2 separate regions of the Homo sapiens genome follow, and region 2 is linked to region 1. Evidence: read pairs that join two places in POLR2A ChIA-PET (ENCODE). Cell type or tissue: Panc1. All regions are shown on one strand. Each heading gives the region's core, and the rest is flanking DNA. Links, peaks and the distances in the headings are about the cores only.

The links. Peaks named below come from ENCODE experiments on the same cell type or tissue, not always from the same donor. Only the 100,000 strongest peaks of a DNase experiment are listed, where the experiment ranks them.
Region 2: POLR2A ChIA-PET joins it to region 1 with 11 read pairs; 3 of 35 experiments call an interaction of 5 or more read pairs at or near these places.

What each region holds. Positions count from the first base shown.
Region 1 is chr11:68,943,615-68,959,453 of GRCh38, forward strand. No RefSeq gene overlaps it. Among named protein-coding and RNA genes, the nearest start is that of MRGPRD, 29 kb to the right of the region's middle. RefSeq lists an enhancer at 3,022-3,885 and a silencer at 12,755-12,804. In Panc1, for the core only: no CTCF peak of the experiment used is centred there; a DNase peak (open chromatin) is centred at 6,880.
Region 2 is chr11:69,062,567-69,078,405 of GRCh38, forward strand. TPCN2 (two pore segment channel 2) reads left to right here. Exons shown (of 25, transcript NM_139075.4): 6 at 318-424; 7 at 1,329-1,401; 8 at 4,937-5,039; 9 at 7,864-7,929; 10 at 8,790-8,854; 11 at 9,357-9,457; 12 at 10,061-10,142; 13 at 10,349-10,435. Among named protein-coding and RNA genes, the nearest start is that of MIR3164, 13 kb to the right of the region's middle. RefSeq lists an enhancer at 3,379-4,131. In Panc1, for the core only: no CTCF peak of the experiment used is centred there; no DNase peak of the experiment used is centred there.

The DNA of each region.
Region 1 (15,839 bases), core at 3,801-11,800:
CATTCAGTAGAAACCACCATTCTGTGTTCATGTTCAGTACAGTATTCAGTAAATGACATGAGAAATTCAACACTTTATATTATCAAATAGGTTCTGTGTTAGATAAGTGTGCTCAGTAAGCGTTCTGAGCATGTGTAGGGTAGGCTAGGCTAAGCTACGATGCCCAGGAGGTCAGGTGTATTGAAAGCATTTTCAATCTGCAATGTTTTCAATTCCCCATGGATTTGTGGGGAACATATTCCCATCATAAGTCGAGGAACATCCGTATCCAGCCCCGTGCATCTGCGTTCTTTTACTTCACCTGATGTTTTTGAGGTTTGCCCATGTGGTGGTGTGTATCAGTGTTTCAGTTCTTTTTATTGTCAAACAATGTCCCATTGTATGGATACACCCATTTAGTGTATCCACTCATCTATCGGATATTCAGATTGCTTCCACTTTTTGGCTGTTTTGACCCATGAGGCTGCTATGAATATTCATCGTTCAAGTCCTTCTGTGAAAACATGCATTCTCATTTTTCTTGGGTAGATTCTTAGAAGTGGAATTGCTGGGTCATAAGTTAGTTTATTCATTTAAGAAACTACCAGGCTTTTCCAGAGAGGTTACACCATTTTACATTCCTGCCAGCTATGTATGCGGGTTCTAGTTTTTCTGTTCTTGCCAACATTTGGTATTGTCTGATTATTATTACTATTACCACCATGTTGGTGGGTATATACTATGATCTCATTGTAGTTTTAATTTGCATTTTCTTAAAGACTAAGGAAGCTGAGCACCCTTTTCCTGCGCTTACGGGACATGTAGATATCTCCTTTGGTAAATTTTTCTTTTTTTTTTCTTTTTTTTTTTTTGAGACAGGTCTTAGTTTGTAGCTCAGGCTGGAGTGCAGTGGCACAAACAGGGCTCACTACAATCTCGACCTCCTGGGCTCAAGGGATCTCCAGGCTCAAGGGATCCTCCAACCTCAGCATCCCCGAGTAACTGGGACTACAGACGCGTGCCACCACACCTGGCTATTTTTTTTTTTTGTAAAGATGGGGTTTCGCCATGTTGCCCAGGCTGATCTCAAACTCCTGGGCTCAAGTGATTTGCCCACCTTGGCCTCCCAAAGTGCTGGGATTACGGGCGTGAGCCACCACACCTGGCCTCTTTTATTATTATTATTTTCATAGAGACAGGGTCTTGCTTTTTTGCCTGGGTTGGTCTTGAACTCCTGGGCTTAAGCCATCCTCCTGCCTCAGCCTCCCAAAATACTGGGAATATAGCTTTTGCTAAGCTCCCAGCAGTGACCACAATTCCTTTTAAGTGCCAGGGCTATAATGTGGGCCTAAAACCTCCCAAAGCAGCGTGGTGCCCTTCAGCCCACTCTGGGATCCCTCTGGGCAGCTCTGGGATTATAGGTGTGAGTTACCGTGCCTGGCCCTTTGGTGAAATTTCTGTTCAAATCTTTTGCTCATTTTTAAGATAAATTGAAGTGTCCTATTATTGAGATATAAGATATCTTTAGGCCGGGCATGGTGGCTCATGCCTGTAATCCCAGCACTTTGGGAGGCCAAGGCAGGCGGATCACGAGGTCAAGAGATCAAGACCATCCTGGCCAACATGGTGAAAGGCCATCTCTACTAAATATACAAAAATTAGCGGGGGCATGGTGGTGTGCACCTGTAATCCCAGCTACTCAGGAGGCTGAGGCAGGAGAATCGCTTGAACCTGGGAGGCAGAGGTTGTAGTGAGCCCAGATCATGCCACTGCACTCCAGCCTGGGCGACAGAGGGAGACCCTGTCTCAAAAAAACAAAACAAAACAAAACAAAACTTTATATAGCCTGGATAGAAGTCTTTTATCAGATGTATGATATGCAAATATTATCTCCCAGTCTTTGGATTCTTTCAACATTTCCTTAATATTGTCTTTGGAAGTGCAAAAGTTTTAATTTTTTAAAGTCCAGTTTATCGATTTTTTTTCTTTTATGGCTGTGCTTTCTGTGTCATGTCTAACATCTCTTTACCTAAATTGAGATCACAGAGGTTTTTCCTATGTTTTCTTTTAGACATTGTACAGATTTAGTTCTTCTGTTCAGGTCTGTGATCCATCTTGAGTTCATTTTCATGTATGGTATTGGTATAAGGCAAGGGCCAAAGGTTGGTTGGTTTGGTTGGTTGGTTGTTGCATGCGGATCTCCAGTTGTCTCAGCAATTGTTGAAAGACTCCTGTTTCTTCACGGAATTTCCTTGGCATCGTGTTAAATATTGTTTGAGCATAAATGGAGGGGTTCATTTCTGGGTTCTCAATTCTGTGCCATTCATCTGTCCATCCTTACGCTAATACCACAGGCTCCTCCCGTCCCCATCATGAGGGCAGCCTTCTGGTCATGGAGACATTGCAAGTTTACACTTAGAGGCACGGCCCCCACAACCCGTCTCTGACTCAGCGAAAATGGAAAGAGTTTTGAAAACATATAGCCACACTCAAGATAAACACCCCCGTGTTCCAGACCACAGAGAGAAACAGGGCTGGCTGGGTGCGATGGTTCACATCTGTAATCCCAGCACTTTGGGAGGCCGAGACGGGCGGATCACCTGAGGTCAGGAATTTGAGACCAGCCTGGCCCAACATGGTGAAACCCCGTCTCTACTAAAAATACAAAATTAGCCGGGCATGGTGGCACATGCCTGTAATCCCAGCTACTCGGGAGGCTGAGGCAGGAGAATTGCTTGAACCTGGGAGGCGGAGGTTGCAGTGAGCCCAGATCGCGCCACTGCACTCCAACCTGGGCGACAGAGCGAGACTCTGTCTCAAAAAAAAAAAAAGAAAGAAAAAGAAACAGCTGGCCGAGGAGGGGACGCTGTGGACCTGCTAGGGTCCTCGTCTGGTCAGGAGCAGGGGCGGCCTGGAGCCTTTTTTCCTGTGGGCCAAAGGAACAAAAACGGCCAGTTACGAAGTGGGATCTGAGCCAGGCTCTCACTATGAAACTAGATGGTAAGGCAGGCTTTCTGATTCATCAGAGGAAAAAAAAAAAAAGCTGTTCCAGTTACTATGGCTGCATAACACATCTACCCAAAACAGCCATTTATCACATTCATGGGTTCTGTGGCTCAAGAATTTGGACAGAGCACAGTGAACATGGAGATTCGAGAGGCCGGTGCTTGTCTCAAGGTGGCACCGACCCTGAGGTGAAATTTGGCCCTGGGGCTGCGGTAGGGTCAGGCCGACCTTGTCCCCTGCTGAGACCCCATGTTTGCTTAGCTCCCCAGCACCCACCCTGAGAGTCGCCCAGTGAGTCGCATGCCCCCGGCTCAGGCTGCCTTCTGGGCACCGGACTTGAGCGTCAGTCCCCAGCCTCGCAGCCCTAGGTGCCAGTCATGTGCTGATTATCTCCAGCTTTGATCCCTCCCCACACTCCAAATACCACTCACATTTCTCCTGGGATGTTTAGTAGGCAGGTGAGTGCAGCGCCTCCAGAATCCAGTGCCTGGTCTGCCCCGGGGAGTGGACTGAGCGCTTCCCTCCCCACAGGTAAATCCATATGCTAATCCCCAAACCTGCGAATGTGACCTTATCTGGGAAAAGAGTCTTCGCAGATGTAATTAAGTAAAGGTTCTTGAGAGGAGATCATCCCGGGTTACCTGGATGGTCCCTAAATCCAATGACAGGTGTCCGTCTAAGAGACATGTGAGAAGAGAAGGAGGCTGCCTGCAAACACAGGCAGAGGCTGGCGTGGTGCAGCCACAGGCCAAGGAACGTGGAGCCCCCAGAAGCTGGAAGTGGCAGGACAGGGCCGCCCCTCGAGATTTTATCTTGAAGAGAGAGAATCAGTTTCTGGGTTTGTTGTTGTTGCTGTTTTTTGAGATGGAGTTTTGCTCTTGTTGCCCAGGCTGGAGTGCAGTGTCGCAATCTCAGCTCACTGCAACCTCCGCCTCCTGGGTTCAAGCGATTCTCCTGCCTCAGCCTCCCGAGTAGCTGGAATTACACCTGGAATGACAGGTGCCCGCCACCACACCCAGCTAATGTTTTTATACTTTTAGTAGAGACAGGTTTTTGCCATGTGGCCAGGCTAATTTCGAACTCCTGACCTCAAGTGATCCACCCGCCTCGGCCTCCCAAACTGCTAGGATTACAGGCGTGAGCCACCGCACCAGGCCGTCGCTGCTTTTGAGTCAGGGTCTCAGTGTGTGACCCAGGCTGGAGTGCACTGGTGCGATTATAGCTCACTGAAGCTTCAGCCTCCAGGGTTCAAGTGATCCACCTGCCTCAGCCTTCCAAAGGGCTGGGATTACAGGCGTGCGCCACTGCCTCTGGCCTTCTTACATCTTTTTTCCTGTTTTCTATCTCTCCATCTCTTCCTTTTTTAAACAATGAGATGTTCCTCAGCCTTATTTTCCAACCATTTTATTTTTGTTTAGGTTTTAAAAATTCACACCATTTTCCTTTCAGCATCGAAGAGCCCTTCCCTCATGTCCCTTTTTGCAGTGCTCTCCCTGTGGGGCTGCGTCTTCTCTTTTCTGTCTGTGGGTGTGGTTTTGTATTGTTTGCTGCTTTCTTTTTCCTGCAGTGTTTCGATTACAAATGGCTTCCGTCTGCCTTTCGCATCGTGGCTTTCTGCAGATTCTGGTAGTTGTCCCCTCCTATCAGCCAGGGACTGACTCTCCAAGACCGTGCGGAGGGCTCGCTGACTGTGGGCTTCACTGAGGCATCAGCTGCCCGGCCGTTGAGCCAGGGACCAGAAGTCTTTCCCCCTGGATGTGCCAGGTTGCAATCACAGTCTCTGTTCATACACCTGCTTACTCACCCTCCACTCAGTACGGGGTTCCCCCGCCCAGCTATGCCTTGGGACCCTCAGGCAGACTCATTCTGTTTTACCCACTGCAGAGCCTAGTCGGGTATTTGGTCTTTTCTCAGAGTAGAGGAGGAGGCTTCTCTGAGTAGCAGATGGGATTAGAAGATCTGATTGCTGCTGCTTTCATAAAAATTGTAAAATATCTATAACATGAAATTTAACATTTTAACCATTGTGTAAGCAAGTGTACAACTCAGCGGCATCCCTTACATTCCCAGCATTGTGCAACCATCACCACCATCTGTCTCCAGAACTTTCTCATCTTCCCACATGGAAACTCCATCCCCATCAAATACCAACCCCCCAGCCCCTGGAATCTCTGTTCATTTTCTGTCTCCATGACTGATTGCTTCTTTTAAAGACTTCCATCCACCCGCCTTATTTTAGCTCCTTCCCACCCCACTTCTTGGGCTCCCAAGGCCCCCAGTTCCTGAGCCTTTAGGTGATTCTGTGGCATCAATTTATTTAGTGGCCTTATGTAGATGTGTGTGTTCAATCCGCTAACTTTACATGGATGTTTCTCTAGATCAGGGGGTCCCAGGGGTACGGGTCCATGACCTGTTAGGAACTGGGCCTCACAGCAGGAGGTGAGTGGTGGGTGCACCCGTGAAGCTTCATCTGTATTTACAGCCACTCCTCACTGCTCGCGTCACCGCCCGAGCTCCGCCTCCCGTCAGATCAGCGGCGGCGTTAGATTCTCATAGGAGCGCGAACCCTATTGTGAACTGCGCATGCGAGGGATCCAGGCTGCGTGCTCCTTTATGAGACTCTGATGCCTGATGATCTGTCACTGTCTCCCATCACCCTAAGATGGGACTGTCTAGTTGCAGGGAAAGAAGCTCAGGGCTCCCACTGATTCTACATTATGGTGAATTGTAGAATTATTTTATTATATATTACAATGTCAATAATAGAAATAAAGTGTGCAATAAATGTCATGCGCTTGGGTCATCCTGAAATCATTCCCCCTGCCGCCCCACGGCCTGGCCCATGGAGAAATTATCTTCCACGAAACCGGTCTCTGGTGCCAAAAAGGCTGGAGACTGTTGCTCTATAATATTTAAGTTATCTTTTGCAGAGACTTTGTTTTTTGAGACAGGGTCTTGCTCTGTTGGCCAGGCTGGAGTGCAGTGGCACAATCACGGTTCATTGTAGCCTCGACCTCCTGGGCTCCAGAGATCCTCCCACCTCAGCTTCCTGAGTAGCTGGGACTACAGACACATGCCACCATGCCCAGATAATTTTTTAAAAAAATTTTTAGTAGAGATAGGGTCTTTGTTGCCCAGACTGGTCTGCTGGGCTAAGTGATTCTCTCACCTCAGCCTCCCAAAGTGTTGGGGTTACAGGCGTGAGTCACCACACCTGGCCCTTTGCAGATACTTTGTAAACAACCAGTAGAATCATTTTATAATCACATTATATTACATAATCATTTAATGTTAGTGCTTAATGACAAAAGTTGGATATAAAACTACAAAATCAGCATGCTCAACGTACGCCAAACACACATATATGCATAGAAAAGATGGAGCTGGGTGTGGTGGCGCACACCTGTAGTCCGAGCTACTCAGGAAGCCAAGGCAGGAGGATCGCTTGAGCCCAGGAGTCCCAGGCCAGCCTGGGTAAACATAGTGAGACCTTGGCTCTAAAATTAAAAAAAGAAAAAGAAAAGATACAAAGGCATATGGCCATTGTAAACACCTCTGATCTTTGGGATTTGGTGTGATTCTTGGTCTCTCGTTTATAGCTAAAAAAAAAAAAAGTTTCTCCAATGATGAATGTTGGTTCTATAATCAGAACAGGACAATTCCTGCTGGTTTTCCAGTTAGGCAGCTGATGGGGTCGCAGCTGCTCCCATTTTTCAGCAAGTGCCAAGGAAAGGCCAGATTTCCAGTGGGTCTGGGGTCCTCCACATTCTTTCTCCATCCCAGGCCTGTGTGGTCTCGGTGGCTGTGGGCTGGGGTGAGCCAGAGTTGGGCAGTGAGGAGAGGGAAATTGGCCCAGTTTGTGTCTTAGAAAAGTCCCTCTGGTGGCTGCCTTGAGGAGGTGTCTGAGGTGGAAAACCTGCCAGCAGCTATAGTCTGGAGAAGTCAGAGTCAGGTGGGGTACACAGGGGCGCATCTGCTGACTATGCATGGGCTCAGTCATCAGAACTTGCAGACTGGCCTCCTGCAGGGGTGAGGGGCTGGGAAGATCCCCACGCTTCCGGCTTGGGGGACGAGTGACTTTAATGGCTCACAAAGCACTGTCCAAATGTTCTTAATAATAAGAATTGTATTTCTTTCTTGTTTAATGCACATATGCTACCCAGAAGTCCCACACTCCTGGAAATGCATGTATATGCAGAATTCCGGGTTTTCTAGTGATGTCAGGCTGATTGGCATCTACCAGACAGTTCTACTGAGACCTGGGGCCCCTCGCCATGAGCAGAAGCAGGGAAGGCTGCAGCCCCCCTGGGGTAGGAGCTCTTTGTCCTCATTGTAGCAGCGGTGGATGCAGCTCTCAGCCTGGCCCTTTCAAAGTCAGCCGGATAGGGTCGGAGTTCCTCCTGTCACTTGGGTCAGCCGGACAGGGGCCGAGCTCCTCCTCTCACAGGCCCGCTCTGTCTCATGACAGGTGTCAGTACCCGCTTGTCTGCTGGGAGAACTGTGTGATTCTCTGACAGAGGTCATGACACCTTGGTACATTCTGCACCTTGGTTGCTGGGGGAGACATCTGACATCAGCCCGGCCAGGAGAACCCAGCTGTGGTTCCAGGTGTGGTGTGTGGCTCCAGGGAATGGCCTTTGGGGGTTTCAGCCAGTCACGGCAAGCCTATCCCCTTGACCTGTGCCTATTCTAGGTGGACCTGGGAGCCTGATTCCAGGGGGACCTGGGAACCTGGTTCTGTTTAATGAACAGCGGAGAGGAGGACAGAGGAGAGAGGCCCCCAGAGGCTGGGGGCCTCTGGGAAAGATCTGATTTACATTTTCTTTCTTTTTTGAGGCAGGGTCTCGCTCTGTTGCCCAGGCTGGAGTACAGTGGTGCAATCATGGCTCACTGCAGCTTCAACCTTCTGGGCTCAAGCGATCTTCCTACCTCATTCTCCCCTGTAGCTGAGACTACAGGCATGCGCCACCAATATCTAGCTAATTTTTGTATTTTTTGTAGAAATGGGGTTTCACCATGTTGCCCAGGCTGCTCAAACTCCTGGGCTGAAGCAATTTACCTGCCTTGGCCTCCTGAAGTGCTGGGATTACAGGTGTGAGCCACCGTGGCAGCTCTGTTTTTAAGGTTTCACTCTGTCACCCAGGCTGGAGTGCGGTGGCACAATCACAGCTGACTGCATGCAGCCTCCACCTCCTGGCTTGAAGTGATCCTCCCATCTCACCCTCCTGAGTAGCTGGGACTGCAGGCATGTGCCACCCAGCTAAAAAATACACCCAGCTAATTTTTGTATTTGTTGTAGAGATGGGGTTTCACCATGTTGCCCAGGCTGGTCTCAAACTCCTGAGCTCAAGCAACCCACCCGCCTCGGTCTCCCAAAGTGCTGGGATTACAGGCATGAACCACCACACCTGGCCTGATTTACTTTATCTCAGTGGATTTGCCACTTCTGGACATTTCCTGTCATAGAGTTGTTCAACATGCGGCCTTCTGTGACTGGCTTCCTTCACTGAGCATGTCTTTCGGCTTCATTGGTGCTGCAGCGTGTCAGCTCACCATTCCTTTTTTTTTTTTTTTTAATAGAGTCTCGCTCTATCGCCCAGGCTGGAGTGCAGTGGTGTGACCTCAGCTCACTGCAACCTCCGCCTCCCAGGTTCAAGCGATTCTTCTGCCTCAGCCTCCCAAGTAGCTGGGACTACAGGTGTGCACCACCACGCCCAGCTAATTGTTTTGTATTTTTAGTAGAGACGGGGTTTTACCATGTTGGCTGGGCTGCTCTTGAACTCCTGAACTCTGGTGATCCACCCACCTTGGCCTCCCAAAGTGCTGGGATCACAGGCGTGAGCCACCGCGCCCGGCCTCGCCATTTCTTTTTAAGACAGAATAACATTCTGCTGTGTGGGCACACCACTTTTTGTTGATCCATTCATCAGGGTAGGCATTTCGATTTTTCCACTTTCTGGCTATTGTGAATAATGCTGCTATGAACATTTGTGTTCAAGTTTTAATGTGGACGTCTTTTTCCTTCTCCTGGTTACTTACTTAGGAGTGCAAATGTGGGGTTTCATGGTAGTCTGTCCTCTGGATGTCTTGAAAAGCCAGCAGTGATTTAGGCCTTTGCAGCGAGCCTCTGAACCAGACTCTTTATAAAACTGTCTCCTTTGGCCCTCACTCTCCCCCTGGGAGGGAGGTGTGGATGTTCTGTCTGTGTTTTCAGGTGAGGAAACAGAGGTGCAGGGCAGCGGGGAGACTTGCCGGCCCTCACTGCAACCTCCGCCTCCTGGGTTCAAGTGATTCTCCTGTCTCAGCCTCCTGAATAGTTGGGATTATAGGCATGAGCCACCACGCCTGGCTAATTTTTGTATTTTTAGTAGAGACAGGGTTTCACCATGTTGGCCAGGCTGTTCTTGAACCCTGACCTCAGGTGATCTGCCTGCCTCGGCCTCCCAAAGTGCTGGGATTATAGGCATGAGCCACCACGCCTGGCTAATTTCTGTATTTTTAGTAGAGACGGGGTTTCACCATGTTGGCCAGGCTGTTCTTGAACCCTGACCTCAGGTGATCTGCCTGCCTCGGCCTCCCAAAGTGCTGGGATTATAGGCATGAGCCACCACGCCTGGCTAATTTCTGTATTTTTAGTAGAGACGGGATTTCACCATGTTGGCCAGGCTGGTCTCGAACACTGACCTCAGGTGATCTGCCTGCCTCGGCCTACCAAAGTGCTGGGATTATAGGCATGACCTACTGCGTCCGGCCAGACTCTTTTTTTTTTTTTTTTTTTTGAGACGGAGTCTTGCTCTGTCTCCAGGCTAGAGTGCAGTGGCGTGATCTTGGCTCACTGCAACCTCCACTTCCCAGGTTCAAGTGATTTTCCTGCCTCAGCCTCCGGAGTAGCTGGGACTACAGGCACATGCCACCATGCCCAGCTAATTTTTGTATTTTTAGTAGAGACAGGGTTTCACCATGTTGGCCAGGATCCTCTCAATCTCTTGACCTCGTGATCTGCTCACCTTGGCCTCGAAAAATGCTGGGATTACAGGCGTGAGCCACCACGCCCAACCAACTCCCTTTTTATTTAAGAGTACAGCACTAATAGCTCACAGAAAGCTCTAGGTGTGCGGATGGGGGAAGGGTGAGTTGATTAGTGGTTTCATTGTCAGCTTACAAGGACATTAGTGATTTCGTTGGGGAAAACCTTTCATATCACTGTCTGGAGTTCTTGCCTCTTGGGCAGGCCATTTTCCCCAGTGTGGTAGAATAATAGCTCCCCAGCGTTGTCTGTCCATGTCATAATCCCTAGGATCTGTGAATTTGTTACCTTAAATGGCAAAGGAGACTTTGCAGGTATGATTAAGAATCTTGAGACTCAGAAACTCTTAGGAGGCCAGATGTGGTGGCTGGCGCCTGTAATCCCAGCACTGAAGCTGCAGCAGGAGAACTGAGAACAACCAGGGCAACATAGTGAGACCCCCGTCTCTACAAAAAATAAATAATTATCTGAGTGTGGTGATGCATGCCTGTAGTCTCAGCTACTTGGGAGGATGAGGTGGGAGGATGGCTTGAGCCCAGGAGGTGGAGGCTGCAGTGAGCTGTGCTTGCACCACTGCACTCCAGCCTGGGTGACAGAACAAGACCCTGTCTCAAAAAACAGAAAAGAAAGAAAAGAAATTGTTCTGAATTATCGTGGTGGGCCCAGTGTAATCAAATCACAAGAGTCCTGAAAAGAGAGAGGCATGAATGTAAGAGACAGACACGGTGATGTGGTGATGGAAGAGAGAGATTGGAGATGCTACCCTGCTGGCTTTGACGATGGGGGAGGGCCCACCAACCAAGGTTGACAGGTGGCCTCTAGAAGCTAGAAAAGGCAAGGAACAGGCGGGGTGTGGTGGCTCACGCCTATAATCTGAGCACTTTGGGAGGCCAAGGCGGGCAGATCACCTGAGGTCAGGAGTTAGAGACCAGCCTGGCCAACATGGTGAAACACCATCTCTACTAAAAATACAAAAATTATCCAGGCGTGGTGGCGTGTGCTTGTAATCCCAGCTACTTGGGAGGCTGAGGCAGGAGAATCGCTTGAACCTGGGAGGTGGAGGTTGCGGTGAGCTGAGGTCACGCCATTTCACTCCAGCCTGGGCATCAGAGTGAGACTCTGTCTCAAAAAAAAAAAAAAAAAAAAAAAGAAAGAAAGAAAAGAAAGAAAAGGCAAGGAACAGATTCTCTCCTACAGACTACAGAAGGAATGCAGCCCTGCCAACCTGTGTTAGACTTTGGGCCTCCAGAACTGTAAAATAACACATTTGTGTTGTTTTAAGCCGTGAAATTGGCAGTCATTTGTTCCAGCAGCCATAGTTACTCTCCAGGTAACTAATGCACCCAGTAAAGAATCCTCTAACTTTCTGCCCAGGGAGCTGGGGTCTCCCCCAACCAGTGTGCGCTTTGATTTTTCCTCCAGTGTTCAGAATGGCGCCTCATCCCTGTCCTGGTCCCACCTGGTGCCCCGGTTGCAGGCCTGAGCTTTGTTGGCGATGGAGGATACTAAGCATCCGCCCGTGTTTTTGGATGCAGGCTCCATGCTGGGCTTGGGGTTGGCTGGAGAGCATGAGACGGGGGAGGAGACGCACTTTCCCCCGAGTACCCACCCCTGAGAGCGAGAAGAGCACGTTGGTTATGCTCGCTCACGGCTCTGGAGCCCCAACATCTGGCTGCAGAGTCCACTTCTGCTGCCTCCTGGCTTTGTGACAAGCCACTCAAACCCCTCCAGACCTCGGTGGCCTCGCCTGTAAAACGAGGATAGTGCTGGGAACAGTAGTATCCGGTGCTGTGGGGGCCTGAATGATTAACTTCCTTATGACGCCAGGAACCGCCCTGGCCTGAGGGAGGGCGGCACCCAAGTCTTTATTAGCGAAGTCACGTTCGAGTTTGTGTTGCGTGCCGGGCGTTACGCCGAGTCCTGCACCTGCACTGTGTCCTTTCATCTTCATGGCAGCTCTATGGGGTCGTTTCAGTGAAATCTTTTCCCTGGGAGAAATTCCTGGGAACAGGGAGTGCCAGCTCACTTCTGCAGCTTTCAATGGCCCGGGGTCCCCAATTGCTTACTGCAGTGGGGTCCTCATCCAGCAGGGGCCTCCCTGTCCAGGCTGGATGGTGGAGGCCCCCGGTCTCAGGCCACTCTGGGGCTGTGGGAGCCGGTTGGGTGGGGACATGATGGCTGGAAGCAATTTGCATGAGGGGGATCTGAGATTGGGGCAGGGGGTCTCGTGGGAGGCTTTTGAGTTTCAGGGCCCTCAGTACATGGCCCCCTCCTTCCCAGCCACACACAGCCCATCTGCACAGGGCCTCGCTGGGGAGCAATTCTTTGGGAATTGGCGAGGGTGGGGACCAGGGTGGGGGTAGGGTGGGGGGGCTGGGGTGGGGCGGGGGCAGGATGGGGGTGCTGGGGCAGAGTAGGGGTCTGGGGGTGGGGCGGGGCAGGGTGGGGGCAGGATGGAGGGTTGGGGTGGGGTAGGGTGGGGGGCTGGGGGTTGGGGGGCAGGGTGGTGGCCTGGGGGTGGGGTGGGGGCAGGGTAGGGGCCTGGGGGTGGGGTGGGGGCAGGGTGGGGGTGGTGTATCCCGAGGTCCTGCTTTGCTGCCTCTTCCGGATGGCCCATTTTGTTTACGAGCTGGAGGAGCTGCCTGCCCGGTGGAGGGCCAGCCTCGAGTCACTCTTAGAGCCCCTGGCACGCCACTGGGGGTCGCTGTGGTGGGGGGGGGGTGTTGGGACGGCCCATGCACCTGCTCTGTGAGTGGGAGGGGCAGCCAGCTTATCCATCCCGATGGTGGTGTCTCTTGGGCTCTTAGTGGCCCCCCACCTTCCCCTCCTCTATGTCTGCTTAAAGAAGAATTTCGGGGTGGAGGAAGCCGTGACAGCCACTTCTGTTTTCTCTCTATGCTTCCCTCTCCCGTGTGCTCCTGGCTCCCCAGGTCAGACTGCAGCGAGCGGGTCTGGAAAAGGCCAGCACTCCCCTCGGCAGAGGGGCCAAGAGGGGCTGCTGGGGTGGGGGTGGAGGTGGGCGGTCTTGCAGCAGAGCAGGGGAGGCTGCCAGGCCAGGGCCATTGTCACCCTAGCCTCCTCCATCACCCCAGCCTCCCCCGGTCACCCGGACCTCCCTTGGCTCCTGTGCCTGGTTGTCTCTGGCATGTGGTGACCTGGATGCTCCAAGTTTGATGTGGACTCCAGGAGTAGTCCTGCTATGGGAAATGAAATGTAGTTAGGTTCGAGAGCCAAATACACCATGGCCTTATTTGGGATGAAGGCTCATCCTCTGAGAGCCTGCAGTACCTCGTGGGGTTGACATCTTTCAGCTGACCCTCGGTGGGCCCAGGGACAAGACAGAGGGGGACCGCTTAGGCTGGGCTGGACTGGGTCCCGAAAGGGTGGCTGTGGCCACATGCTGACCCGCAGGGTGTGCCCAGATAGCTCTCACCTACTGCAAGCCCTCTTGCTGAAAGGGCCCAGGGTTCCACCTTAGGGATAACACTGCCCAGTGACAGTGACAGATGGACCCAGGACCTGCACATCCCTTCTTCACAGCAGCTGGAGGTGGGAGGGGGATGTATCCCTGTTGCACAGATGAGAAAACAGAGGCTCAAGGAGGGCACCTGATGGGAGGCAGTGGTGGAGCTAGAGCCAGTCCTGAGCTGGTCCTTTCCCTCAATCACTGTGGCCCCTCAGGGAGGGCTGACCCTCCCCCTGCCCACCTGCACAACCAGAGGGTAGACTCCAGGGTGCAACAGGGGAGTCACCAAAGACCCGCTTACTGCCATGGTGGGTTTAATTTTTGAAGTCACAGCTTAACCCAATTCCAAATTGTGTACAAGTGACGCGTCTAACAGATAAGGATACAGAAAGAGCAAAGTCAAAGGAGGTGAGCAGATGAACCGTGCAAGCGCCAGCCAGTTGAAAGCTGGTGAGCTCTGCGAATACCAGACAAAACAGACTGTTGGCTGGGCGCGGTGGGTCACGCCTGTAATCCCAGCACTTTGGAAGGCCGAGGCTGGTGGATCACAAGGTCAGGAGTTCAAGACCAGCCTGGCCGAGATGGTGAAACCCCGTCTCTACTAAAAATACAAAAGCTAGCTGGGCATGGTGGCGGGTGCCAGTTGCTCAGGAGGCTGAGGCAGGAGAATCACTTGAACCTGGGACATGGAGGGTGCAATGAGCTGAGATCGCGCCACTGCACTCCAACCTGAGCGACAGAGCGAGACTCCATCTCAAAAACAAACAAACAAACAAACAAACAAAAACAGACCGTTAGGAAAATAACATGACTAGGATTAAGGAGGATAATATCATAAGTTATCAAGAAAGCTCCAGTTCCCAGGAAGATATAACACTTATGTGTTTGTATGCTCCTAATAACATAGCCTCAAAATAAATAAAGCAAAGCAGCAGCTCCTGCACAACCTGCCTTTTTTTATTCCGAAGTCAGATTTTGTTGACTGACTGTCAGCTTTGCCATCAGCCTTGGGCAAAGTCAGAGAGTCAGGCCTTCCTCTCAGGGAGTTTTCCCTGCAGCAGGGAGAGAAAACCACGGATGCGGGAAACAGCTAGTGGGGACCAGTGGCCAGCACCAGCCAAAGAGGGTGTGGGTCGGGTATTGTAGGCACTCACACTGGCAGGCAGGCACCTATCACCCGCCTTCATTCATTCATACAGTCACACACATGCGTGTCCACATGAACACTGGTGCTCCCACCCGGATTGGGGGGAGAGTCACCATGGGGTTATGTTGTTCAAAGGGGGCTCTCTTGGAGATGAGTGTGAGCTTCAGCCGCCTGGTTTACCACTCCCACTCCACCCTCGAGGCTGCCACCCCCATCTTTGCCCGGATGCCCAGGGCTGGCCTGCCAAGTGGGAGCCTTCCCCAAACGTATCCTTCCGCAAATGTCTCTGTGCCAGGCAAGGCCCCAGGCCTGGGGCACAGCAGTGACCAAAGCAGACATGGTCCCTGTCCTCCTGGTGGATGTGTATGCATGTCACATATCAGACAGTGATAACTGCACCGGGGAGAAATGAAGCGAGGTGGGGGGATTGAGGGAGGGGGTGCGTGCTGCTGCATTCTTTCTTTTTTTCTTTCTTTTTTTTTTTTTTTTTTTTTTTGAGACGGAGTCTCGCTCTGTCACCCAGGCTGGAGTGCAGTGGCGCGATCTTGGCTCACTGCAAGCTCTGCCTCCCGGGTTCACACCATTCTCCTGCCTCAGCCTCCCGAGTAGCTGGGACTACAGGTGCCCGCCACCACGCCTGGCTAATTTTTTGTACTTTTAGTAGAGACGGGGTTTCACTGTGTTAGCCAGGACGGTCTCGATCTCCTGACCTCATGATCCACCTGCCTCGGCCTCCCAAAGTGCTGAGATTACAGGTTGGGCCACTGCGCCTGGCCATGCTGTATTATTTCATAAAAGGTAGTTGGCAAAGGCCTCTCTGAAGAGGTGGCATTGAGCAGTGACCTGAAGAAAGGAAGGGGTAGAGGCTGGGTGCGGTGGCTCACACCTATAATCCCAGCACTTTGGGAGGCTGAGGCAGGCAGATCACCTGAGGTCAGTTTGAGACCATCCTGGCCAACATGGTGAAACCCCATCTCTACTAAAAATACAAAAATTAGCCAGGCGTGGTGGCAGGCATCTGTAGTCCCAGCTACTAGGGAGGCTGAGGCAGGAGAATTGCTTGAACACGGGAGGTGGAGGTTGCGGTGAGCTGAGATTGCACCACTGCACTCCATCCTGGGGAGACAGAGTGAGCCTCTGTCTTGGGGATAAAAAAATAAAGTGAGGGGTAGAGCCCTGCACACAGCGGGAGCAGGGTGCTCTGGGCAGAGGGA
Region 2 (15,839 bases), core at 3,702-11,701, 120 kb after region 1:
GCTGTGTCCTGGGTGGGCACAGGGGAGGATGGCCTGGGACAGGGACAGGTGTTAGGATTGGGGAACCTGTGTGTGCAGCGCCCAGGAGTTGGGAGATGGGTAGTGGGGAGGCCTGTGACAGGGAAGGACTGCAGAGCATGTGGCCTGGAACAGGTCTCAAGGCCAGCTCTGGAGCCAGGCCCTCCACTTTGGGCTCAGTGACTCTGGAGTGGCCCCCAGGGCACTGGGGTCTCTGAACCGTGTGCCCATCTGGGATGGTCGGTGAGGGGTAGAACTAAGCACTTGACGTGGTCCTCAGTTTCCTGGGTCTCTTCCAGCCCCTGCGGATCCGCCGGCTTCTCCGTCCCTTCTTCCTGCTGCAGAACTCCTCTATGATGAAGAAGACCTTGAAATGCATCCGCTGGTCGCTGCCGGAAATGGCCAGGTGGGCTCTTGGTGCTCTGGGCTCGCAGGGTTGGGAAGGGGCTCTCTCTGCCCCGGGCCACGTGGTTGCGGGTGGGGCCCACCGGAGTCTCATCTTGGACTGCGTGCTCCGCATCCCTGGCTGGCTGGTGACGGTGTGGGGAGGCTGCTGGGGGGCTTTTGGGGTCTCTTTGGTTCCAGCAGTTCCCCAGAAGCCTCCCAGCAGCCTTCGAGCTAGGGCCAGGGCTGCAAACACCGCGGCCCCAGCTCGAAGGCTGCTGAGTCCCATGGGCACTCTCTCCGATGGGTCTCCTCTTGTCCCCTCTGTGGCTGTGCCCTGCCTCTCCCCTCTGCCGTCCCCTCCCACTCATGGTGTCGGCACGCTGCCAGCCTAGACTTCATAAAGCTGAGCTGTTCCTGACGACACCCCTGCTTGGAAGCCCTCGTGGCTCTTGTTGCCACTAGAAGCGTGGGGCTCTCTCCCTGCGCCCCAGGCCCAGCCTCCATCCAGCCTCGGCTCACCCCTGGTCCCGATCCCCTGCCGCCCTCCGCTCTTGCCAGTGGCAGCGTTGCCCGAGTCCCTAGTGGCTCACGTGCTGACCCCTCACCATCCAGCTCAGGTGGATGGAAGTGGCCTCCCCTCTGAGAGCCCTGGGTCCTTGGATGCTGTCTCAGCTGGGCCCCCAGGGTTTCATTTGTCACTGTCAAAGAAAGGACCCTGCCAGGGCACGACCAGGCCTTTCCTCTGGGCCCCATGAGCTGAGCATGAGGCAAGGCCCTCGGGGAGAGGGGGACCCAGCTGCTGCCTGGATCCACCCCAGCTGCTGCAGACTCTTGGGCGCTCCTGTCACCGAGCCCTGCAGGCAGGTCAGGTGTCCCTGCCTGCCCGCCGCCTGGCCCAGGCTGAGTGCCGTGCTCTCCCCCAGCGTCGGGCTGCTGCTGGCCATCCACCTGTGCCTCTTCACCATGTTCGGAATGCTGCTGTTCGCTGGTGGGAAGGTAGGGCACCCGTGGTCAGGGTCTGGGAATGGGGCTGCCCTGTGCTGTGACTAACAGAGGGGGCTGGGCTGGTGTCTGCTGCCCTGGCCTAACCCATGTGCGGACTCTGTCCAGTAATAGCAGTGGCCCATCTGGGGTCCAGGAGTCTGCCTTTGGGTGGCCACAGTGCTCCACCACCCCACTGCCCAGACACCTGTCTGCCCTGGGGTCTCCTGGGCTCAGGGCCACTTGTCCTTTGTCCTGGCTGTCCGCTCCCACCCTCCTCTGCTCCCTCCCATCCTGACTCAGTTCCCCTATCCTCCTTCCCACTTCCCTCCCCCCTCCCTATCCCCCGCCCCTCCCCGCCCTTCCCCGCCAGGCTATTCACTGAGGGTGGGTCCTCTGGTTTCTCCTCCAGCCCTGTTCATCCTTCCTGACAACCAGGCTTGCCCTGTACCCTCTCTGACTGCAGCCCCCAAGGCTGCGCTGGCCTACTGGGAGGGCCCTCACCTCCCACGCCCTCTCCTGCCACTAGTCTCTCCCACCATATCCTCCTCTGCGGCTGCCCCGGGGCCCAGCAGCTCGTTGCTGTGTGGAGGCGTCTTCCTGTCCCCCAACCCCGCTCCAGTGCTATGTGTTTGTCCTCCTGTCCTGGCCGAGGGCACCATCCTTCTTGGGGCTGGGGCCACGCTGCATCTCTGCTGCTTTGTTGTGGGAGTGGACAGTGCTCAGCCTGCGCTGCTGTTCCTGTTTGTGGCCGTGTTGGGGTTTGGTGTGTGTTGTCCAGAAGGGGAAGGCTGAAGCCCGCGTTCTCACCCAGGGCGGAAGCGGTCATTGAGCCCCTGTGTGGCTCTGCATGTGTGTGTGGAGTCTGCATGTCTGTGTGCATGTTTGTTTGTATGTGTAGGTGTATGGTGTTTATGTCTGTGTGCGTGTTTGTATGTGTGCATGTGTAGTGTCTGTGTGCATGGTGTCTGTATGTCTGTGTGTGTGTTTGTATGTGTGCATGTGTAGTGTCTGTGCATGGTGTCTGTATGTCTGTGTGCGTGTGTGGTGTCTGTGTGCATGGTGTCTGTATGTCTGTGTGTGCGTGTGGTGTCGTGTGTGTGGTGTGTCTATGTGTGCATGCATGGTGTCTGTATGTCTCTGCGTGCGTGGTGTCTGTATGGCTGTGTGCGTGTGCATGTGTGTGCGTATCTCTGTGTGTATGTGTGTGTTTGTGTGCCTGTCTGTGGGTGGTGGGGGCAGCTGGGTTGTGGAGATGGAACCGGCTGACAGAATCTCAGGCCCTCCTCTGTGTGACCGTCCAGTGACCCCTGCAGTAGCGCTGTTTGCCAGAGCCTGTACCAGGTGGATGGCGTCAGTGTGGGTGCTGGAAGTGGCAACAGCCTCGGCCTTGAGGCCAGGGTGTGGTCCTCGACCCCGGGAAAGCCGAGTGTCCCATCCTGAGGCACCTGGAAGGGTTGGCTCCTCCTCCAGGCGTGGGTTTCTGCCCCACGAAGGGGACCTAGGGGAGCAAGGTGTACCTTGTGTGAGGGGTGCGTGCTTGTCGTGGTCTTGGCAGGAGTCTGGATCCCTGTCCGAGGCAGGACTTGAGAGGAGCGTGGGATGGTACCCGGCCCATCCTGCCTTCCTTCCCTGGCCATCATGCCCTGCCACCCTGGCCTGGGGCGGTAGCCAGGCTGTGCTTCTGGGTGCAGCGGCCGCCTTGCTTTAGCTACCTTTGTGAGTGCGGTCCAGAGCCAGCCTGCTTGTCCTCTGCTGGCTTTGCTCGTTGTGAAGCTCCAACCTGGATTGATTTCCAAGAACCAGGGTTGGTGTTGGGGTGTGTGGTCTCCCAGCAGCCGTGATGGTGCTGTCCCATTTTACAGATGTTTCTCAGGTCGGGGCTGTGGGCTGGCTCGGGTCCATCGTCGCTGGTTGTGGCAGGTTGGGCAGGAGCCCAGGGCTCCTCTGTGTCCCTGCAGAGCTGTGGCTTGGGCTGGGCAGGAGGTACGGGAAGTCATGCCTAGGGTCTGGAGCTGAATTGTAGAGGAGGAGCGTGAGGCCTGCTGGGAGGTACACAGTGTGGGGTGGGAGATGGGCCGGGGCAGGGCCACCTGCCTTAGGGAGTTCTGTCGGCTCTATGGACCTCAGCGTCTGTTAGGTGGTGTGCCTCAGCTGGCTCGAAGCCTGGCCCTAAACCTTGCTCCATGGGCGCTCGGTGGGTTGCTTTACATTTGGGAACGTGGTGGTTTGACTGGGTGAGGGTGGGACGGGGGATGCCCGGGAGGCCTGGACCCAGTGCTGTGGTCCTGCCGTCCCCGGTGACTGCTGGAGGCCAGCCTGCCCTCCAGGCCTCGGAAGGCCTTGCTCTGCTCCTCCACTCTGGCTTGGGCTGAGGCCCAGGAGGGGCCCGCCTAGCTCTCCCCAGCAGGGGAGCCTGTCCCTACCCGTGGCTCTGTGCCTGACAGCGCTCCCTGCCTTCTAACTTCCTCTCAGTGGCCCCTGTGCCCCCTCCCCCAGCAGACTGTGGAGTCTTCACCAATTAGCTCACGTGTCCTTGGGAGCCCCTGACTGGACAGACGAGGGGACAGTGCCATTTTATAGGTGAGGCCTTGGAGGCCTCAGTGCTATTGATGCGGCTGTGAGGCAGGAAGGGCGGCCTGTGCGACAGAGAGTGGCCATCACAGGTGCCTCCATGCCAGGGCCTGCCTGCGGGGTTGCCCCTTGGCCAGCAGCTGGGATTGTGGCTTTGAAACGATCCCTAAGAGAGGAGGTTGCTTTGTGTGCCAAGTCCCGCTGTGCCACCTGCCCCCACAGTTCATACAACCAGTCTGGTTTGCGGGAACCACCCATCTTCCAGCTGGGGGGTCTGGAGGCTTGGTAGGCAGAGGGTGCCCATGAGCCTGGCCCCAGTGAGAGCCCCGGGCCCGGAGTCTCAAGCAGAGTTGCTTTCCGAGCAGAAACACTGCATGTGCCAGCTGTGTTTTGTGGCTGGGACCCCTCTCAGGAGGGAGAGAGGATAGGGACTCCGGTGTGGATGCCCCCTTACCAATGGCTGTGATTCGCCACAGCCACGAGCACAGTGCCACTGAGTCCCGTGGGTGGCTATGGGCGGCCGTGGGCCCTGACACACAGCCTCTAGAGCAGGCTTCACGAAGGGTCCAACCTATCTCACCCTGGCAGCCTGGGCCCCTCTGCTCCTCCTGCCCCTCCTGCCTCTGCCCCGTAGCCTCACTGCTTGCACAGTGCATGGCAGAGTCGGCTGCGAGCAGGCGAGGTGGCCTGAGGGAGGTCACTAGGCTGGCTGAGGGCTTTTTGCTGTGGTTCTGAGCCGGCCTGCTTCCAGGCACCGTGTCCATGCGGGTGAGCGGTCTCCCTGGGTGCCCACTCTTGCGCCCGGAGATCCTGAGTTTGGTCCTGTCTGGCCATGAGCTCAGCCTGCTGGGAGGCCACAGGGAGATGCAGGCTGGGCGGCGGGTGGATGGTTCCAGCCGGTTGGGTCCGGGGCCTGGAGCTCAGCCTGTGGGGTGGGGACCCAGTGGTGCCCTGGAGCTGCCGCTTCTGCTCTTAGCAGGATGATGGGCAGGACAGGGAGAGGCTGACCTACTTCCAGAACCTGCCTGAGTCTCTGACTTCCCTCCTGGTGCTGCTGACCACGGCCAACAACCCCGATGGTGCGTGCAGGGCCAGGGAGGGACCGTGGGGGTCGGTGAGCCCAGCACTGGGGGGCCGGTTTGGGCTGCTGAGCCTTAGAACCCAGTGGGAGTTTCTGAGGCCTTTTTTTCGATAAGTGGAGAAGAAAGGGTGACATTTTCCTTCCTCCCCTTCTTTTCCTATCTCTTCTTTTTTTGTCTTGGTTTTCTTCTCCCTCTCTCTTGTCCCTTCTCTTTCCTTCTTTCCTTTTCTGTCTCATTCCTTTGCTTTCTCACTCCCTCCTCCCTTTTTCTTTTCATCTCCTCTTCCTCCTTGTCTACTCACTCCTCTGAGAAGCTGAAAGTGGCTGGTGTTCTTCATAGGGCGATGATGGCAGTGGTCAGAGGGGTCTCCTGGTGCCGTCCTGCTGGAGCTCCACACATCCACGCTGCGGTTGCTGCCGAGGTTCAGCTGTGGGAGCCACTGGGCAGCAGCATGTGAGGGCCAAGGGTCTTACTGGCCACGACGCTCACCCTGTGTGATGCTCATGGGGCCTCCACTGCTCAGGTGCAGGTGTGGCCAGGATGGAGGCCACGGTCCTGGGCTTGGCTGTGGCCCAGCCACCCTGGCTGGTGCCTTTCATCTTGCGGACCCTGAGTGCTGTCTCTTGTGTCCTCTGAGTCCTAGGAAGTGACCGCAGTGGGAGCAGGACCGTCTGAGTCCTAGGAAGTGACCGCACTGGGAGCAGGGCCGTCTGAGTCCTAGGAAGTGACCGCACTGGGAGCAGGACCGTCTGAGTCCTAGGAAGTGACCGCAGTGGGAGCAGGACCGTCTGAGTCCTAGGAAGTGACCGCACTGGGAGCAGGACCGTCTGAGTCCTAGGAAGTGACCGCAGTGGGAGCAGGACCGTCTGAGTCCTAGGAAGTGACCGCAGTGGGAGCAGGACCGTCTGAGTCCTAGGAAGTGACCGCACTGGGAGCAGGACCGTCTGAGTCCTAGGAAGTGACCGCAGTGGGAGCAGGACCGTCTGAGTCCTAGGAAGTGACCGCAGTGGGAGCAGGACCGTCTGAGTCCTAGGAAGTGACCGCAGTGGGAACAGGACCGTCTGAGTCCTAGGAAGTGACCGCAGTGGGAGCAGGACCGTCTGAGTCCTAGGAAGTGACCGCAGTGGGAGCAGGACCGTCTGAGTCCTAGGAAGTGACCACAGGGGGAGCAGGACCGTCTGAGTCCTAGGAAGTGACCGCAGTGGGAGCAGGACCGTCTGAGTCCTAGGAAGTGACCGCACTGGGAGCAGGACCGTCTGAGTCCTAGGAAGTGACCGCACTGGGAGCAGGACCGTCTGAGTCCTAGGAAGTGACCGCACTGGGAGCAGGACCGTCTGAGTCCTAGGAAGTTACCGCACTGGGAGCAGGACTGTCTGAGTCCTAGGAAGTGACCGCAGTGGGAGCAGGACTGTCTGAGTCCTAGGAAGTGACCGCAGTGGGAGCAGGACTGTCTGAGTCCTAGGAAGTGACCACAGGGGGAGCAGGACTATCTGAGTCCTAGGAAGTGACCGCAGTGGGAGCAGGACTGTCTGAGTCCTAGGAAGTGACCGCAGTGGGAGCAGGACTGTCTGAGTCCTAGCAAGTGACACAGGGGGAGCAGGACCGTCTGAGTCCTAGGAAGTGACCGCAGTGGGAGCAGGACCGTCTGAGTCCTAGGAAGTGACCGCACTGGGAGCAGGACCGTCTGAGTCCTAGGAAGTGACCGCAGTGGGAGCAGGACCATCTGAGTCCTAGGAAGTTACCGCAGTGGGAGCAGGGCCGTCTGAGTCCTAGGAAGTGACCGCAGTGGGAGCAGGACCGTCTGAGTCCTAGGAAGTGACCGCAGTGGGAGCAGGACCGTCTGAGTCCTAGGAAGTGACCGCACTGGGAGCAGGACCGTCTGAGTCCTAGGAAGTTACCGCAGTGGGAGCAGGACCGTCTGAGTCCTAGGAAGTGACCGCACTGGGAGCAGGACCGTCTGAGTCCTAGGAAGTGACCGCACTGGGAGCAGGACCGTCTGAGTCCTAGGAAGTGACCGCAGTGGGAGCAGGACCGTCTGAGTCCTAGGAAGTGACCGCAGTGGGAGCAGGACCGTCTGAGTCCTAGGAAGTGACCGCACTGGGAGCAGGACCGTCTGAGTCCTAGGAAGTGACCGCACTGGGAGCAGGACCGTCTGAGTCCTAGGAAGTGACCGCACTGGGAGCAGGACCGTCTGAGTCCTAGGAAGTGACTGCAGGGGGAGCAGGACTGACTGTGGGGAGGGCTGCAGGGAGGTTTCAGCTCTGTGTGCAGAGGGACATCCTTGATAGGTAGGGAGTTCCCCGTCCTGGAGGGTGTGCGAGCAGAGGCAAGAGATCGAATTTGGACAGGAAGGCCTTTCAGCCCTCCCAGGAGACCTCCTTTCTTTTTTTTCCTTTTCTTTCTTTTTTTCTTTCTTTCTTTTTTTTTTTTGTTTGAGATGGTGCCATGCTCTGTCACCCAGACTGGAGTGCAGTGGTGCAGTCTCGGTTCACTGCAACCTCCACCTCCCAGGTTCAAGTGATTCTCCTGCCTCAGCCTCCCGAGTAGCTGGGTTTACAGGCATGAGCCACCACACCTGGCTAATTTTTGTATTTTTAGTAGAGATGGAGTTTTACTATGTTGGCCAGGCTGGTCTCGGAATTCCTGACCTCAAGTGATCCACCCGCCTCAGCCTCCCAAAGTGCTGGGATTACAGGCGTGAGCCACCACGCTCAGCAATGGAGACCTCCTTTCTATTGCAAAAGCAAATAGTGTAGCGTCAGGATGGGAGTGGGATCAGGTACTGAGGTTGTCAGTTTCTGTTATTTCTTTTTTCTTTTAGTGATGATTCCTGCGTATTCCAAGAACCGGGCCTATGCCATCTTCTTCATAGTCTTCACTGTGATAGGTGAGTGCAGGTAACGTGGCCAGCATTTTGTGACAGGATCCCGAGAGCTCAGGGACCGATACACCCTGCTGCCTCCACGACCTGAAACTTCACATCCGTGTTTTTCACTCCAGAGATCACCCCAGGGATCCCCTGCCAACAGCTTTTAACCCCAGAGATCCCCCACCAACAGCTTCACCCGAGGGATCCCCCACCCCACGGCTTCACCCCAGGGATCTCCCGCCAACAGGTTCACCCCAGGGATCCCCCACCAACAGCTTCACCCCAGAGATCCCCCACCAACAGCTTCACCCGAGGGATCCCCCACCAACAGCTTCACCCCAGGGATCTCCCACCAGCAGCTTCACCCCAGGGATCCCTCACCAACAGCTTCACCCCAGGGATCCCCCACCAACAGCTTCACCCCAGGGATCCCTCACCAACAGCTTCACCCCAGGGATCCCCCACCCCACGGCTTCACCCCAGGGATCCCCCGCCAACAGGTTCACCCCAGGGATCCCCCACCAACAGCTTCACCCCGGGGATCCCCCACCAACAGCTTCACCCCAGGGATCCCCCACCAACAGCTTCACCCCAGGGATCCCCCATGCCACGGCTTCACCCCAGGGATCCCCCACCAACAGCTTCACCCCAGGGATCCCCCACCAACAGCTTCACCCCAGGGATCCCCCACCCCACACTTTCTGTTCTGTCCCCACCATTGACCTCGTCATCCTCCCACCTGTGACTGCGCTGGCCAGGCCATGTTTCCATTTGATAGGGGACGCCCCCGGCGCTGTGCTATCCTGTGCCGGCCACCCTTGCGTTGGTTTTGCTGCTGTACTGGTGGCGCCCCTGACCGTGGCTGTCTCCTCTTGAAGGAAGCCTGTTTCTGATGAACCTGCTGACAGCCATCATCTACAGTCAGTTCCGGGGCTACCTGATGGTGAGCGAGCTCCCCAATGCTGGCTGTGCCTGGAGCTGCCGGGAGGCCAAGCAGGGTGTGGCTTGAGATGAGCAGCTGGGTGACCCTTGCTGGCCAGGCCCCTGGTGGGACGGGAGGGCAGGGTTGCCACCTCTTGTGGATCAGCCGGGGATGCACATGTGTTGTTGCTCTAGCCACTGCCAGAGATGGCAACTCCCAGGACAGCAGACCCTAAACCCTCTTGAGGGGGAGCTGGGGGCGCCCCCAACACACAGAGGAGAAACGCGGCCCAGCATATTGCGCAGCACGCCCGTCAGACTCCTTCCTGTGCGGCCTGTCCCGGGAGTCTGACCAATCCTCTCATTCCTGGGGGGTGAGGGGCTGCCCCCAGGCTGTGGGGAACTGGGCCCCCCCCCAAGGCTGCCCAGACTCCCCCTCTGCCTGTTCCCCAGGGGAGGGAAGGGTCGGGGGTTCTGAGCTGGGGGAGGGCTGATCCTGCCGTTCATAGCCTTCCTCTTTGCAGAAATCTCTCCAGACCTCGCTGTTTCGGAGGCGGCTGGGAACCCGGGCTGCCTTTGAAGTCCTATCCTCCATGGTGGGGGAGGGAGGAGCCTTCCCTCAGGCGTGAGTGCTGGGCATGGACCCTCTTCTCCCTGAGGGTGGGTGCTGTGGCTGCTGGGCAGGGGCCGGGTGTTCATTAGGGGCTTCTTGTGCTTGGCCTGTGCCTCGCCCCTGCTGGCTGGCACCCGACTCATGGAAACCACCATGTCCCTGGCGCTCTGTGGTTCCCGGCGTCCTTGTCCTGAGTCCATGCCTTTGTCTTCGTGCCCCCCGGGGACCCTGGGCTGGTGAAGGGCCGAGTGGCCCGGCCTTCTTGTCCCCCTTTGTGCTCTTCTACCCTTCTGTGCTGACTTAGGCAGCAGAGCCAGAGGTGCGTGGGCCAGGTGTCCACACCACCATCCTGCTTGGAAATGAGGGCAGAGAGCTTGAGGGACATTGCAGTGGAAAGTTCTGGTCCTGACTGCTCATAGTGGTGAAGTCAGTTTGCGCCTTCTCGGGGGGACGGCAGTGGCAGGATGCTCGTTACAGGGGCTCTTGGTGTGGCTCAAGCTGCAAAGTGGCTTCATGGCAAAGCTCAAGCCAGACGCCAGGGCAGGAGGACCCAGGCCAGGGTTCCAAGGGAGCCGAGCTGGCTGTGCTCACCGGGCTGTGGGTTTTTCCCTGCAGAGTTGGGGTGAAGCCCCAGAACTTGCTGCAGGTGCTTCAGAAGGTCCAGCTGGACAGCTCCCACAAACAGGCCATGATGGAGGTACCCGCCCCCTGCTCCCAGCCTCCTCTGGGCTCCTCCCGGGAGGTCACTTGGGCCAGCAGCCCCTTTTCAGGACTAGGGGTGTGGCTTCAGGTCACCTGCAGCATTCACAGCCCGTCAGGGTGGGGTTGGGGCTGGGGGCGCTCACCTTCGAGGGCGCTCACCTTCCCGTGCGCCCCTGCTGACCTGTGCTCCTTCCTGTGCAGAAGGTGCGTTCCTATGGCAGTGTTCTGCTCTCAGCTGAGGAGTTTCAGAAGCTCTTCAACGAGCTTGACAGAAGTGTGGTTAAAGAGGTAACTGGGGCCACAGCCGCCCAGGGTGGATAGTGGGGGCCTTCCAGTTTCCCCTGCCCTTGATCACCTGGGGAACTCTTCTAATGATCAGTGCTGGGATTCACCTGCCAGGGATCCTGGCTCCTAGTATGGGAACTGGGAATGGAGTTCTCTTTGGCTCTTGGAGACTGGGGAGATTTTTATGAAATTCACCAGACCCCAGGAACTAGCCTGAGCCCAGCCCGACATGAAGGAGTCTTCCAAATGGTCTTCTCGGTTTCCATGACAGACTCTCCTTTTCCTGTCTGTCCTTCCTCAGGAGGTCCACACACTGGTCCTCTCCAAGGCCTTTGCCTTTCACCCTTGACACTTACAAAGTTCCCAGGTGGGCCTCAGCATCCGACTAAGCTCTGTGTCCAGAAGGCCTGGGCCAGGTGGGTGGAGACAGTGGGAAACAGCCCAGGTGCTCACAGGCAGTGTGGGGGCAGCACGGGGGCTGCCATTCCAGCTGCTCAGCCTCAGAGGACTGAGCCAGACCCTGGAACAGGGATGGGGCAGAGAGGTGGGGTGGCAGACGCCTGCCAGTTCTGTGTCACTTTTCTCGTTTGCTCAGGCTCCTGGGACGGCACCACAGACTGGGGCGGGGGCAGGGCTGAAGCAGCAGACATTTGTTATCTCACAGTCCTGGCCGTCAGTCCAAGGCCAAGTGTCACAGGGCTGGTTCCTCCTGAGGCCCCTCTCAGTGGCTTGTAGGTGCTGTTCTTTCCCCATGTCCTCACCTGAGGCCTCTCTCCGTGGCCTGTAGATGCCAGCCTCTCCCTGTGTCCTCACCTGAGGCCTCTCTCCGTGGCTTGTAGATGCCAGCCTCTCCCTGTGTCCTCACCTGAGGCCTCTCTCCATGGCTGTAGACATCGCCTTCTCCCTGTATCCTCACGTGGTCATCCCTCTGTGTGTCATCTCCTCCTCTTATAAGGACCCTATTCAGATTGGATTAGGGCCCATTCTAATGGCCTTGTTTTAACTAAATTACCTTTTAAAAGGCCCTGTCTCCAAATATAGTCACATTCTGAGCTACTGGGGGTTAGAGGTTAAAGATACGAATTTCGAGGGAGACAAAATTCAACCCATAGCAACTGTCAGCTGCTTCAGGATTCCTTGTCGGCCCCTGTGGCTGCAGGACCCTGTCAGAGGTGGTTCTCTAAAAAACATTGTTTTCCTAAGGTCCTTCCAGACCTCTGTAGTCAGGCCCTGCCCCAGCCTGAGCTTGAGTGCCACGCACTCGTCCCCATCCTCACTTCGGGCATCCTCTTTAGGGCTGCATTCCTCATTGTGGCACCCCCAGCCCCTTGGGGCATATGGGCGATGAGTGTGGTGAGGATCAGTAGGTGGCAGTTTGAATATTCACGCCATCAAACCTCTGTTTGGGACAAGGCTGGGCAATGCGTTATCAACTTAAGGTTGACTTGAAGATACGAAATAAATTTTACCAGGTGCAGATTTCACAGAAACTGTGGAGATGGTCCTCAGATAACAGAAAGTTAAGAAGCACCATTCTAGATAAAGGCGCTTGTCCTAGGGGCGGAGCTGTTTGGGGCTCAGGAAGCAGCTCTTAGCGGCTGTCGTAGGCTAGGTTTGCTGTGATCCGGCCCATGTTTAACCCAGACGGACACCTTGGCCAAGAGAGATTTCAGCATTATCTATTATGTCTAAATTGTTACAAGGAGAAGGTGTTCGTATGTTAGCTGTGTAACTGAGAGATAACTGATATGACTAAAGGGGCAGGCAGACACAGGCTGGGAGAAGCCAGTCATCCTAAAGGTTCTGGAAAGGTGGTTTTTGTTCCTCAGGCTTTGCTCCTGGTGTGTTCTGGGCCATCTGGGCTCTCCCTGGGCAGTTGTTGCCGTTCCCTAGGGCGTGGTTGAGTCCTGGTTGTCCAGAGCTGACTCTCCCACCCTTTTCCAGTGTCAGGATTTGGTGAGACCTGGAAAGGGGTTCCTCCTCCCGTGATGATGTGGAGGAAGGGCGGATGGATTGCTTTGGCCGTGACCCAGTAGAGCGGGCTTGTGTGCGCACAGGAGTGGGGAAGGCCCAACACGCAGGCCTGGCCTGATTCCCAGCCTGGTGGTCTCCCTGGAGGTCCCGGCGATGCTCTTCCCAGGGCACCGAGCACTGGGCTTTGAGATGGGAGTTTAGGTTCCACAGGTTTTGGGAGCCACAATAGCCTTAATCTGGTTTTCTGACTCCTTCTTTCCTCAATAATGCTGACTGTAGAGGGGAGGCCGTTGCCCCTCGGTATCTGCAGGGATTGGTTCTAGGACTCCATGTGGATACAAAATCCATGGATGTTTAAGTCTCTTAAGATGATGTAGTGTTTGCATGTAACCTACACACATCCTTCCGTATACTTTAAGTCATTTCTAGACTACTTGGAATACCTAGCACCTAGGAATGCAGTGGGAGTTTGGGGAATAAGGGTAAGAAAACCTGTACATGCTCCGTACAGATGCTTTTTCCCTGAGTATGTTTTGATCTGCAGTTGGTTCAGTCTGCGGACGCAGAGCCCGCTGACGTGAAGGGCTGGCAGAGCTTCAGTTTGGGAGGCAGATGCTTCTGGGATTGCTCAGATTTGGGGCAGCCTGTGGTTTTGGAAGCACAAAGAGGTCCTTTCTCGGCAGGCTGACGTCATGGGAGCTCCAGCCTTTTCGAGAGCCCTCCCGTGTGGGGTCACTGCCTGGGCGTCAGCCTGGCCGTGGCCAGGGAGTCGGTTGGTGCTTGCTGGCGAGCTTCAGAGAAGGTGCCCTGCCTGCTGCTGAAAGAAGTCTCCTCTTCATATGAGAAGCTTTTGGGGTTAAAAATGTAGTGGTCATTCATTATAGACAACAGAGGGAAGTGGGAAAATCCACCTCACGGGCTTTCTACCCAGAGACAAGCACTTTAGTCATATCAGTTATCTCTCAGTTACACAGCTAACATATGAACACCTTCTCCTTGTAACAATTTAGACGTAATAGATAATGCTGAAATCTCTCTTGGCCAAGGTGTCCGTCTGGGTTAAACAGAAAGTGTCATGTACGGCAGTGGCAACTACGATAAAAGAGTAACTGCAAGATGTAAGGAAACCATGTGGTGTCCTTGGGCTGAGGGGAGTGCATGAGGAAGGATGGACCTGGAAGGGGACCCTCCGAAGCTGGGGTTCAGACCTCTTGAGAGCAGGTGTGGTTTTGCCCACAGGAATGCAGAGACGTTCACTGGCTTCCCCGGGCTGCGGTTGGTTTGTGGTCACTGGGTAAGCAGGAGGCGACCCTCCTGGGTGCAGCAGGCCCAGGCTGTGAGCAGGCAGTGGCGTGGTCCTGCCGAGGGAATTCGGTGCCAGTGTGGGCAGGTGGCCTTTGGGCACTGGTTTCCACATTGAGGACTGTGGGAAGCTGGGAAATTTTCAGGAGGTCAGGCTGTGGCTGTAGGTCCCCTGGGGACTATGTGTCTCGGACAGAGCGTGTCCAGATGTGCTTAACACCACACTCCGATCCACCCCGTAGCATCCGGAAACCGCAGGGGAGGCCTGCCCTCCTGCTCTGTCCCTCCACCTGCCCTCCTGCTCTGTCCCTCCACCTGCCCTCCTGCCGTGTCCCTCCACCTGCCCTCCTGCGGTGTCCCTCCACCTGCCCTCCTGCCGTGTCCCTCCACCTGCCCTCCTGCCGTGTCCCTCCACCTGCCCTCCTGCCGTGTCCCTCCACCTGCCCTCCTGCTGTGTCCCTCCACCTGCCCTCCTGCTGTGTCCCTCCACCTGCCCTCCTGCCGTGTCCCTCCACCTGCCCTCCTGCCATGTCCCTCCACCTGCCCTCCTGCCCTCGTGCCATGTCCCTCCACTTGCCCTCCTGCCCTCATGCCATGTCCCTCCACTTGCCCTCCTGCCCTCCTGCCATGTCCCTCCACTTGCCCTCCTGCCATGCCCCTCCACCTGCCCTCCTGCTGTGTCCCTCCACCTGCCCTCCTGCCATGTCCCTCCACCTGCCCTCCTGCCACGTCCCTCCACCTGCCCTCCTGCCCTCCTGCCATGTCCCTCCACCTGCCCTCGTGCCATGTCCCTCCACTTGCCCTCCTGCCCTCCTGCCATGTCCCTCCACTTGCCCTCCTGCCCTCCTGCCATGTCCCTCCACCTGCCCTCCTGCCGTGTCCCTCCACCTGCCCTCCTGCCGTGTCCCTTCACCTGCCCTCCTGCCATGTCCCTCCACCTGCCCTCCTGCCATGTCCCTCCACCTGCCCTCCTGCCACGTCCCTCCACCTGCCCTCCTGCCCTCCTGCCATGTCCCTCCACTTGCCCTCCTGCCGTGTCCCTCCACCTGCCCTCCTGCTGTGTCCCTTCACCTGCCCTCCTGCCATGTCCCTCCACCTGCCCTCCTGCCCTCCTGCTGTGTCCCTCCAGCCCCTCCGCTAAGAAAGCCTCAACTCCCGTTCACTGTGGATGAGACGCTGAAAGGGACCCTGCCCGTTGTGGCAGAGTGCGTATCGAGGAGGATGTCGGGAGCCGAGAGGAAGTTCGCTGATCATTGGCACCACCAGTTTGGGTCTCACTGGAGAATAGCCACTCTATTCAACTGGATATTTTGGTGTTTTCCTTCCAGACTTTTCCCTGTGTAATTTCAGGCATTTGTAGTTACCTGGGGAAACAGTTGCTTTGTTCTTCTTTGACGTATACATGAAGCATTGCGATTTTCACTCTGCAGCCTGCCTGTTCACGCAGCCATGTCTTCTTACCCTCTCCATTTTCATATGGACTTTCTGGGGGGATGAGCTGTAGCCACGTGTCACATGTGGCTGTGGAGTACTTGACACGTGGCTGTTGCCACCGAAGAACTGAGTGTTGAATTTTGTTGCATTGAAATTTTCATGAAATAGCCGCCGGTGGTCAGTGGCTCCCGTGTGGGACAGCGGGTGCAGGTCTCCTTGCTGAGAAATGTTTAGGCCATTCCCCTTGTTGACCTCTTGCACACACAGACGTGTCTCAAGGAGGCTGCTGAGCGTGGGAAGTGCTGGGTCTCACAAGGGTCCTGACAGTGGCAGCGTCTGCCCGCCTGCCCCTCATTGCCTCCTGCTGCTGCTGGCCACAGTACAGGAGTTGGTTCTGTGCTGAGTTTCTGTAGCTATGAGTATATCACTTACCTGTGTTTTTTCACACAGCTTTTTTTTTTTTTATATATATCAGGGTGACACTTTGCGTATGTTTCAGGTGACTCTAATATCACAACATGGTTTACTTACAGCCTCAGTGGATGTTTCAGTTGCTTCTATTTCTCTTTGGGTGTTACAAAGACCACTGAGATGAACACCTTTGTGTATAAAGCGATTTCTGTGTCTGGGATTATTTCCTGTGGCTGGATAGATAGGACGGGAGATGGGGTAGGAAAAAATCAAATCCCAGAATAAG